2 separate regions of the Mus musculus genome follow, and region 2 is linked to region 1. A link is a loop called in an ENCODE intact Hi-C map of the cell type or tissue named here. Cell type or tissue: gastrocnemius. All regions are shown on one strand.

Region 1 (5,000 bases):
TGCATGGGCAGGAAAGCTGGGGGTGGTCCCCAACATTGGCACACACCTTCACCTTGAAAGTGCAAAAGCAAAGCCCTAGGCCTATATCCACTTTCAAAAGGACTTCTTGGGGTACCCTGAAGTGGAGCAGGCCCAAAACTGTGAGGGTCTTTCTCCACCCCAGAGCAAAGGCAAGCGGTGTGAGTGTGGTTCTACGCCCTTCTTCCATCCATCAGAACGCAACCCCTAACCCCCAACCCCTAACCAGTGAACAACACCCACACACACACACACACACACACACACACACACACACACACTACACGAACTGTGGAGGCCATCCTGCTCCACCCAGCAAGGGCCCGAAATGACAGCAGGAACGACCCATTCAGCGCCCAGATCTTCCATGGCCACCCTTGAGTATAATCATATTTAAGATGAACTTTTATTCGAGCTCAGTTCCCTCAGGGATGCACTCCTGAGGAGTAGACACGCCAGCAGGGAGAATGAACCAACCAACTCTGGAAAGCTCTGTGCGAGGCAGAGACAACGAGCAAGGCGCCGCACAGCAGGAGGGTGTGCACCCAGGATTTACCATCCAACCCAGCATCAGCATAGGAAACTTGGATGTGGAGTAGCGGCTCGAAGACCAGGCCAACCCCGAACTGCACCCCTCATTTCGCAGGGGAGAGAGGCGGGAGCTCCGAGCTGGAGAGGGGTGAAGGAATCCGCCCTCATTTGCACATTGTCTGGGGCCGGGTCAATTTGCTTAATCACCGCTCTAAATGCCAGGCACACAGCACACAATGCGCTCCCATTAACAGGTTTAAAGTGTCGCAGCGCTCGCTTTAAATGAGAAAAGCCCGCAACAAAAGGGGGAAAAAGCCAAGTAAGAATGCCTTGGGTCGCCCTCCAAACCATCTCAGAGGAGTTTAAAACCCAGAGTTCTGCAGAAAAATTGAGGCCCTGGGGGTGAGGATTGGGGGTGGGTCGTGAATAGTTCACACAAAATAAGGAGTTTGTACAGCTCACAGCAGCCCAGGGAACCCGCAGGTCAGAGGACATCTCAAGTCAGGATCCTCCAGGCCCTTGCCCAACTTTCTCCCTTGCCAAGGGGAAAGCTGACCAATCTCCGGGAAGGAAAGCGAGACACCCCCCCCCCAAACACACACCCCCCACCTCCAAAGGCAGGCACAAATCCAAGTTTTCCTTTGGTAGGAGCAAGGAATTTGGGAGGCTGGGAGGTCCCACCAGGCCGCAATCTCCCAAAGGCGAGAAGTTAAAAGAACTTTACTTTCATCCCGTTACTGGCCAAAAGCAGTCTCATACTAGGCCGCCACAGGGGAGTTTGACTCTGCAAACAAGTTCGGCCCAGGATCAGCTCAGGCAGGAGGCCCCATCCCCCACACCACGGAAAGCCCAGGGGCGCATCCCGCCGGGCCCGACGCCCACCGGTCCCGGCACGGCCGGACTGACACTTACGGTGCGCGCTCCACCAGGAGACAGGGGTCCGTTGGAGAGGTACGGGCTGCTCAGGTCTGGAATCATCAGGAAGGGGTACCCAGGATACGCAGGTCCCTTAAAAAAAGCGCCATCCTGGGGCCTTCTCACTGCGGACAAAACCAAAGTGGAGTGAGGTCAGGGGTCCCCCAGACAGAGTAGCTATCTGGAGCTCGGGGCGGGAATCTGGAACCCGAGCACCCCTCGAGTGAGCCCCAGAGTGGCTGCTGCAGCGATGGGAGGAGAGCAGGGGTTCCGCCACCCGGACCGTGGAGACCCGTACGGCCAATCGCTGATGGCTGGAGAGTGGAGACTGACGGAGAAGGCACTTACCTTCGGCGAAATAGTCGCGCGGCTTCTGGAAAGCGTCCCGGGCGGGCTGCGGGCGCCTCTCCGCCTGTGGAGGAGACACAAAGGCGAGGGCGGGTGAGCGGGAGCGGGACCCGGGTCCCCCAGAGGCTGACCCTAGGAATCCCTTTACCTCGGAGTCCGAGCTACTGCTCTGATTCTCCGATTCGTTGACCAGGGACGACTTGACCTCATCCAGATCCCTCTGCGCCGAAGCGCTGTCGCTGCTCGGCTCTTGCTCTTCGCCCCCCTCGTCCTGGAAGGGGATCAGCTCGTCGTTCGCTCCGAGGTCGTCCCCTCCACTGGTTGCCCCGGCTCCGGAGCCACCGCCTCCCCCGCCGGCGCCGCCACCGCGGCCACCACCGAGCTGGGGCATGGTGGGGCCACGGGCCGGGGCCGCTGCGCTCGGAGCCCCGCGCCCTGCCTGGCCCGGCCCGGCGCCCCTCCCTCCCTCTCGCTGGCCCGGCTCCGATCGTTTGGCCGCTGCGGCGACAAAGTTTTGACAGGGCGTGGCTCTGTGGGAAGCGGGCCCAGCACCGCCCAGCCGGGGCAAGAGACACTCGGCTCCGAATCGTCCCGCAGCACGGAACCTAGGACTCCCAACTAGCCGCCGCCACCGCCGCTGCCTTCTCGGCCCGGGCGTCCCAGCGCCTGGCCCGCCGGGGAGGGGCGATGGGGAAGGAGGGAGGGACCGCCCGGCGGGGCAGGGGGGCCGGAGGGAGGAGCCCCGGCTGCAAGCTGACACCCGCGCCTCTCGGAACCAGGCGAACTGCAGCGCGCGCACGCACACTCGTATTCACACTCGCGTCCTGCTCGCTTGCACCTTCCGGGGCCTACAACTACCCTCCTCGTGCGACCACCCTACCCCTCGAACTTATCCAGATCCCCTCCAGTGAACTCCATGGCTACCCTGGGAAGTCCTTTCTCGCACCCTCCCTCTAAGAGTCTGGCCCGCACTCCTTCACATCCCCTAACTTTCTTTGCAAACAAGCCCCAGAACTCCGCGCGGGTTCCCACTCCGCTCCCACCGCACTGGCAGGCAGCACTGCCCCCTGCGGGACAGCCGAGGACTCGCAGATCCGCCGAGCACAACCACTCAGCCTGCCGAGTACAGGATCCCATCAGCCCTTCTACTCAGCCAGATTTTGTGACACTTTGAAACAAGTTGAGCGGTCTTACATTCCCTTTCCTATGGTATTCCAACGCATTCCTGTCCCCAAACTGTGTTTTTGATCACTTCCTCTTAGTAAGGAACTACTGCAACCTTGAAGATCACGCTTTCTCTCTAAAGCTGGAGAAGAGGTGTGAAATTCAATACTCACTGTCTTGGATTCAGACGGGATTTTAACTGTATTGATTTTAAGAAGAAATTATCACCCAGAACTCCCAAAGCTGATTAGGAAGCTGCCGTGATAGCCCACAAGCACCATAAGCAAATTACCTAACTAGCTTCATAGGTAAAAAACAGACTTGAGAGAGTATCTGGGCGCTAACAAGATGGCTCAGCAGGTACTTACCGTCAAGCCCCATGTCTTCAGTTCCCTGTCCGGTACCCACATGGTGGAAGTAGAGAACAGACACTCGTCCTCTAGCTTCTACGTGTGGACCATGCCATGTGCACTCATTCCCTCACAAGTTAGGTATCATTTAAAAGATGGAGATGGTAGAGCGTGTATTTAGCATTCATGAGGTCCTGTGTTCAATCCTCGGGACTAGATAGACTCATATATCCTCAGTCAGCTGGGGATGGGGGAAGTAACGCCACTTGGAGCCATCCTCCATGGGGACATTGGTGACAACATAAATTTTAAAATCAGTCTAGAACGTCAGTATGAGCATATTTTTTAAATGTTTTAAACACAACTGAAAGCCAGGTATGGTGACCTGTGCTTTTAATCCCAAAACCTGAGAGAGGAAGCAGAGGCCGGTGGATCTCTGTGAGGCTGAGGCCAGCCTGGTCTACACAATGAGGTACAAGACAACTGCTTAGAGAGGCCCCTGTCTTTAAAAGCAAGCAAGCCAGCAAACAAGCAAGCAAGCACAACTTACACATGAGGCTGGACAAAGTTACAGCTTTAAGAAGGGGGTGATGGAGAGAGCTACAGTCCATCTGCATCTTTCTTCCCACAGAACCCACAGCAGGGAACTGGGCAGGTTGAGCCCCGACTTAGGTGGACCAATAATGGGTTTAAAGAAACACCATTAAGACAAAGATTAGTACATATAGCTTTCGGTGTCTCATTTAAAAACATTTTAGGGGTTGGGCAGTGGTGTCACATGACTTTCATCCCAGCACTCAGGAGGCAGAGGCAAGTGGATCCCTGAGTTCAAGGCCAGCCTGGTCTACAGAGTGAGATCCAGGACAGTCAGGGCTACACAGAGAAACCTGTCTCAGAAAACAAAACAAAAACTAGGTGACAGAGGCATGGCAGTGACAGTGATAGCTTAGGGCTAGTCCACTGAGCTCAGAGCTAAGAGTGAGTCTAGAGCCTGAGTTTGGTAGTTGCTGCTCTCCTGTAGCTTATCCCAGACCTCCTCCACCCTTTGGTCAGAGTACCTCAGCACACACCCTCCCTCGTGTTATTATATGGTATTTTGCAGAAGGTTTTTTTTTGTTGTTGTTGTTAAAATAATTGTATAGGAGGAATCTATGGAACTCTTATTTAAAACCCTTTTCCTGTGGTGTATAAACATATGAAGAGCTCATTGTATTAGTTCTCTATGGCCACTGTGATAAATCACTACAAACTTGGTTGCCTAAAAAGAGAAAGATGTTCTTAAAGGACAGTAATCTTTCTATTGTTGTTGAAATACAAATTAGTTTTACTAGATAGAAATTAAGCTGTTGGGGGCTGGAGAGATGGCTCAGTGGTTAAGAGCACCGACTCTTCTTCTTTTTTGTTTTTGTTTTTGTTTTTCGAGACAGGGTTTCTCTGTATAGCCCTGGCTGTCCTGGAACTCACTTTGTAGACCAGGCTGGCCTCTAACTCATTAATCTGCCTGCCTCTGCTTCCCGAGTGCTGGGATTAAAGGCCTGCGCCACCACGCCCGGCCGGACTCTTCTTCCTGAGGTCCTGAGTTCAATTTCCAGCAACCACATGGTGGCTCACAACCATCAATAATGGGATCCGATGCCCTCTTCTGGTGTGTCTGGAGACAGCTACAGTGTACTC
Region 2 (5,000 bases), 110 kb before region 1:
CAAAATGTCCAAATCTCAAACATTTTTCAGTCCCCATTATCCCACGCCTCTCTGTACCCCTTGAGACACAATTTTCAATAGTAAACGGGGCTGAAGTTTGAGGGCACGGCCTGGAGAAGTTGTTTAATTTCTACCACTAAAGACAAACTTGGATTCTTTCAGGCAGCTTTCCCCTCAGGCCAGCCTTGCTTTATGGGGCCAAACCACCGAAAGAATAAATGAATGCAAAAAATTTGCCTCACAGCGGTGAACGCTAAGACTTTTTTTTTCTACAGATACAAATTCCCAAGCAAACTTAGCCCAAAGATAATCAAAATGAAGGCTGGCTTTCTTGGCTTGTTAAGGGCTTGGCTGCCCGATTTTCTTGAGGGTCTGAATCTGTTTACTCGGGAGGGGATGAACAACAGGGCAGTTCCAGAAAAATCAACACAGGCCTGAGGAGTATGGATCAGTTTGTAATACACTCTGCCTGTCATTCCACAAATACTTATGGTACACCCACTGTGTTGGGACTCTGTCCCTGGCTGCTGTGCAAGAGGAAAGGACAATATGGCTAGGCAGGTGGCCTTCATCTAATGAGGGAGGACAAAGCATCTGTCCCAAGTGGTAAATGTCATTAAGAATTGGAGTGGGTGATGGGATTTGAGAGAGACTTTGAATCCAGGTGACAACTCACAGAGAGAAGACCTCTATGCTAGACTCACTGCATTTTTTTTTCTTTGTTGCTGTGTTTCCTTTTGAGGGGGAGGGTGTGTGCAGGGCAGAAGACAACCTCAGCTGTCCATAGTCAGGAGCTGTCCGCTTTGTTTTCTGAGACAAGGTCTCTCACTAAACCTGAGGCTCACAGAGTAGGCCAGGCTGGCTGGCCACGAGGTTTCAGGGACCCATTCATCCCTGCTTTCTCAGTGCTGGGATTACAGGCATGTGTCACCACACCGGCCTTTAAAAACGAGCAAGTGCCGGGCGTGATGGCGCACACCTTTAATTCCAGCACTTGGGAGGCAGAGGCAGGCGAATTTCTGAGTTCGAGGCCAGCCTGGTCTACAGAGTGAGTTTCAGGACAGCCAGGGCTACACAGAGAAACCCTGTCTCGAAAAAACAAAACAAAACAAAACAAAACAAAACAAAACAAAAACGCAAGCAAGCAAACAAACAAACAAACAAACAAGCAAACAAACAAAAAGCCCAAAAAAACATAGGTTCTGGGGTTCAAACTCAGGTCTTCACGTTCACATGGCAGCATTTTGTGGAGTGAGCTGTCTCTCCAGCCTTTGAACCAATATGAATAAATAACACTTTGAATAGTTAAAAAGATCCATGACACTGGTTTCCTAAATACAATTATGAAGGCCATCACTGAAACTGGCACTGGCCTCAGAGGTCCAGGTGGCTACTGCTGGACAAGGAGGGTCTCCACTGGTATCTACGGGATCTGAGAGGATGCCTACTTATTTACATAATTAAAAGCTATAAGTCAAGCCAACAAGCTGTGGAGCATATTTACTCCCAGCCTAGCAAAAAACAAAAAAACACACCTCCCTACGACACAAAGGGCATGGCCCAAACGGAGAATATCCTGTAGTTTTCATTTCCATATGAGATGTGGCGGTGGTGGTAGAGAGCCTGGTCCTGTAGCATCTTCTGTCTCTTCCATCCCTGCTTCTATCTGTGTCTTAGGACATCATAGCAGCTCAGTGGGGAAACACAGTGCCAAGAGGGGCCAAGGCCAAAATGGAGCTTCTAAAGCCTCTCTCTCTCTCTCTCTCTCTCTCTCTCTCTCTCTCTCTCTCTCTCTCTCTCTGTGTATGTCTACTTACTTATGTCTAGGCATGAGGTTGCATTCGGGGAGGGCATCGGGGTGCCGGTCTGTGAGGCATATTGTGCTGTCTGGTTCCCGTTAGGATGATGACAGAAGCCCCGTCTGTATCCCAGGTGACAAGTATATCAGTACGGTTTGCCCTCCCTTCGCCCAGTGAGCTTAACACTACTGCTGCTACTCCCGTTACCTGACATGAGGAGACTGGGATTCCAGACATTTTATTTTTTTTTTTAAAGATTTATTTATTATTATATGTAAGTACACTGTAGCTGTCTTCAGACACACCAGAAGAGGGAGTCAGATCTTGTTACGGATGGTTGTGAGCCACCATGTGGTTGCTGGGATTTGAACTCTGGACCTTCGGAAGAGCAGTCGGGTGCTCTTACCCACTGAGCCATCTCACCAGCCCGATTCCAGACATTTTAATTTATCAAAGGCCACACAGCTAGATATGGTACCGACAGGATTTTAAATGTCAGATGCCACCTACATGGGATGGCCTAAAAAATTCCCAGAGGAAAATCATTTGCAAATCCCAAATCATGGAAAACTCAAGAGCGGGAAAGAAATGAAATTCAGTACGTTGGACTCTCCGGATGGCTGGTGGGTTCCAACAGAGACAGAATCCAGAGTCCTGTCTGCTGGGCAGGCCGGAGGGGTGGAGTGGGGGGGGGTGGGGCGCAGAAGGGTGACCCACAGGGTCAGGGCTGGGCAGAGCCTGAGCTTTTGGATCTGGGCTCCCTTGATGAATATACAAGCTAGGTGGGGTTCCGGATCAGCTCAATAGCTCCATGGGGCCTTATGGCCCTGTGTTCTGGAAAGGTGCCTTATGCCGAATGGGGACTTAGAGACCTTTCTATAGTTGCAACCTTCACTGCTTTCACTTTTGTGAGCAAAATGGTAGCCCGGAGTGAGGAAGCCCCAGGGTCTGGCTGCCACGCAATTTCCTTCCGTTTCCCAATAGCAGAGTGGCCACTTGGACGCCTACACTCATGGTGGCCTTGTACCCCCATTCCCTGCTGCTGGGCTGGCCAGAAAAGGCATGAGGCTAGGAGGACTTACAGAGACCTGCCCACCACCTACCTACCTCTCTCTCTCTCTCTCTCTCTCTCTCTCTCTCTCTCTCTCTCTCTCTCTCTCTCTCTCCCCCCCCCCACAATCCCTTCAATTATGTGTGTGTACCTACCTACATTGGGAGCAAGGTCAATTTCAGGTGTCATTTTTCAGGCATTGCCTACCTTGGGTTTGTTTATTTATATTTACTGCCTGGTGCCTACAGGAGCCAGAAGAGGGCATTGTATCCCCAGGAACTGGAGTTACAGAAAGTTTTTAAGCTGCCTGATATGGGTGCTTGGAACAGAAGCGGCCTCCTTTGCAAGAGCAGCAGATGCTTTTAACTGCTGGGCCGGCTCTCCAGTCCCCTGAGACAGGGTCTCTCACTTGACTGGGGCTCACCCAGCAGGCTAGGCTACTTGGAAGTGAGCCCCAGGGATGCATCTGTCTCTCCTTCCCTAGTTCTCAGATGATAGGGACAGCATGCAGCTGGCACCAGAGGGTGTCCTGTTCTGTCACTGTACTTTATGGCTTTGAAAAAGAGTCCCTCCCTGAGACTTGCGTTACTCTCAGCCAGCAAGCTTCAGCAATCCCGTCTCTGCCCACTCCGGACCCCATGTGTTTTACCTGGGTGCTGAGATCTGAGGGTTCTCACCCACTATCTCCAGGCTCTTCAGCATGTGCTCTGGGACTTGAACTCAGGTCCTTCTAATGACACCAATACTTGAACTTACAGAGCGATTGACTCAACCTAAAATTTACTTCTTAAACGTCCCCAACAAAGACTCAACGGCTATATGAGGAAGTGCACCAATCCTGTGTCCAGCTGGATGGATTTTTAATATGCAGATATTATGAGGCACAGCCCAGACCAACACAAGACTGTTTTAGAGTTCAACAGTGAATTGCAGCAGACATGAACACACTCTCGGTCAAGCAGTAAACCACCACTTGTGAGCTGACCCCCGCCCGCCCTGACTCCCCCTTATCCAGCAACGCACACAGGCTGCACTGTTAGCTGTTAGTGTCCAGGAGCAGCTCTTTCCCCTAGGCATGCATTCCCAGACCTCCAGGCAGTTATACAAGCCTGACCAAACAGGTTTGGGGGCTTTTTCTCTAAACATTCTCTCTGCTTGCCCCTCCGATTCCTCCATACAACCGCCTCCCCGAGCTTCCTCTGTGGTGCGGGCTGTGAGGTTCTCCGGGTTTTAGCAGCCTCCTGATGTTCTGGTCGGGCTCCTTTAAGATGCTAGAGACGGTCAAGATAGAAGGGACCCCAGGACTTCAGCCTTTGGGAAGCTTAGGAGGCAGAGACCAGACACTGGGCCCCTGAGCAACAGGGCAATACCAAAGCCAGAAACTGCCCGAACTGGTTACATTCCAGTAAGATTAACACAAGGCTGAGCCTGCTCCCTCGCCCACCCCTCCTCCCCTCCGGGCCTTGAATAGGATTTTTAACTATTTCCCTCCTACTTGCCGTCCAACCCCACACACTGACAACGCTCCCTGCTGTTTGCACATTAACCTCCCATTTGCCAGGCAGCTTCTCAGAGGCTGCGGATTAACAACCACCAACTCAGACAATGGTCCCCAGGGAGGGATGCAAGGAGCTCAGACAAAGGCTCCAGACACTAGGCCCAGTCAATCACTATACAGTGATCATTAGGCAAAAAGTGCAGAGGGCTCCCGCAGGACTCCAGACAGGGCACATGAGCATCACCACAGTTGGCTTGGTGCCGGCTCCAGGCACCTGTCCTAGGTGGAACTGGGGTGTGGGGTAATGGGGGATGCTCCCAAACTCACGCTATAGAACTCCAGAACCCTGTCCCACAGTGTCACCTGGGAAGTGCTGGTCTAGGAAGGGCCTAAAATCTGGAGGGACAGCATGGAACACTCAACCCACTTCGCTAGGCTTCGAGCAGATGGCTCTGGCTCCTGCTCTAGGGCTTCCTGCAAAAGCAGTTTGTAGACAGGAATCCACAGGTCAGGTCCGTTTTCTCCTCCTTCTGCCTGCAGGTGCACACACATCCATGAACAAGGAAAGGTGGCACCATAGTCGTGGAGAAGGCCTGGCTGCAGGAGGGACAACCCTACCAGTGACTCCACTGTGACTGTCACAGTGACTGCT

The links. Hi-C counts contacts between places; a loop is a spot of excess contacts. Peaks named below come from ENCODE experiments on the same cell type or tissue, not always from the same donor. Only the 100,000 strongest peaks of a DNase experiment are listed, where the experiment ranks them.
Region 2: a loop joins it to region 1, with 7 times the contacts of the local background. A loop is called at or near these places in 18 of 42 quality-filtered maps.

Annotation. Positions count from the first base shown.
Region 1 is chr6:72,786,750-72,791,749 of GRCm38, forward strand. Tcf7l1 (transcription factor 7 like 1 (T cell specific, HMG box)) reads right to left here and starts at 2,296. Exons shown (of 12, transcript NM_009332.3): 1 at 1,961-2,296; 2 at 1,813-1,876; 3 at 1,462-1,589. The coding sequence starts at 2,203. In gastrocnemius, a CTCF peak has its summit at 2,884 (motif pointing left); DNase peaks (open chromatin) are centred at 1,098, 1,406, 1,866, 2,119 and 2 more places; H3K4me3 peaks cover 2,922 bases; H3K27ac peaks cover 3,025 bases.
Region 2 is chr6:72,673,358-72,678,357 of GRCm38, forward strand. The region is part of intron 3 of Tcf7l1 (transcription factor 7 like 1 (T cell specific, HMG box)); the gene reads right to left. Gm31391 (a long non-coding RNA gene) reads left to right here. Exons shown (of 4, transcript XR_003956315.1): 2 at 4,889-5,000. Among named protein-coding and RNA genes, the nearest start is that of Gm31391, 21 kb to the left of the region's middle. In gastrocnemius, a CTCF peak has its summit at 3,119 (motif pointing right); DNase peaks (open chromatin) are centred at 3,290, 4,323 and 4,621; H3K27ac peaks cover 748 bases.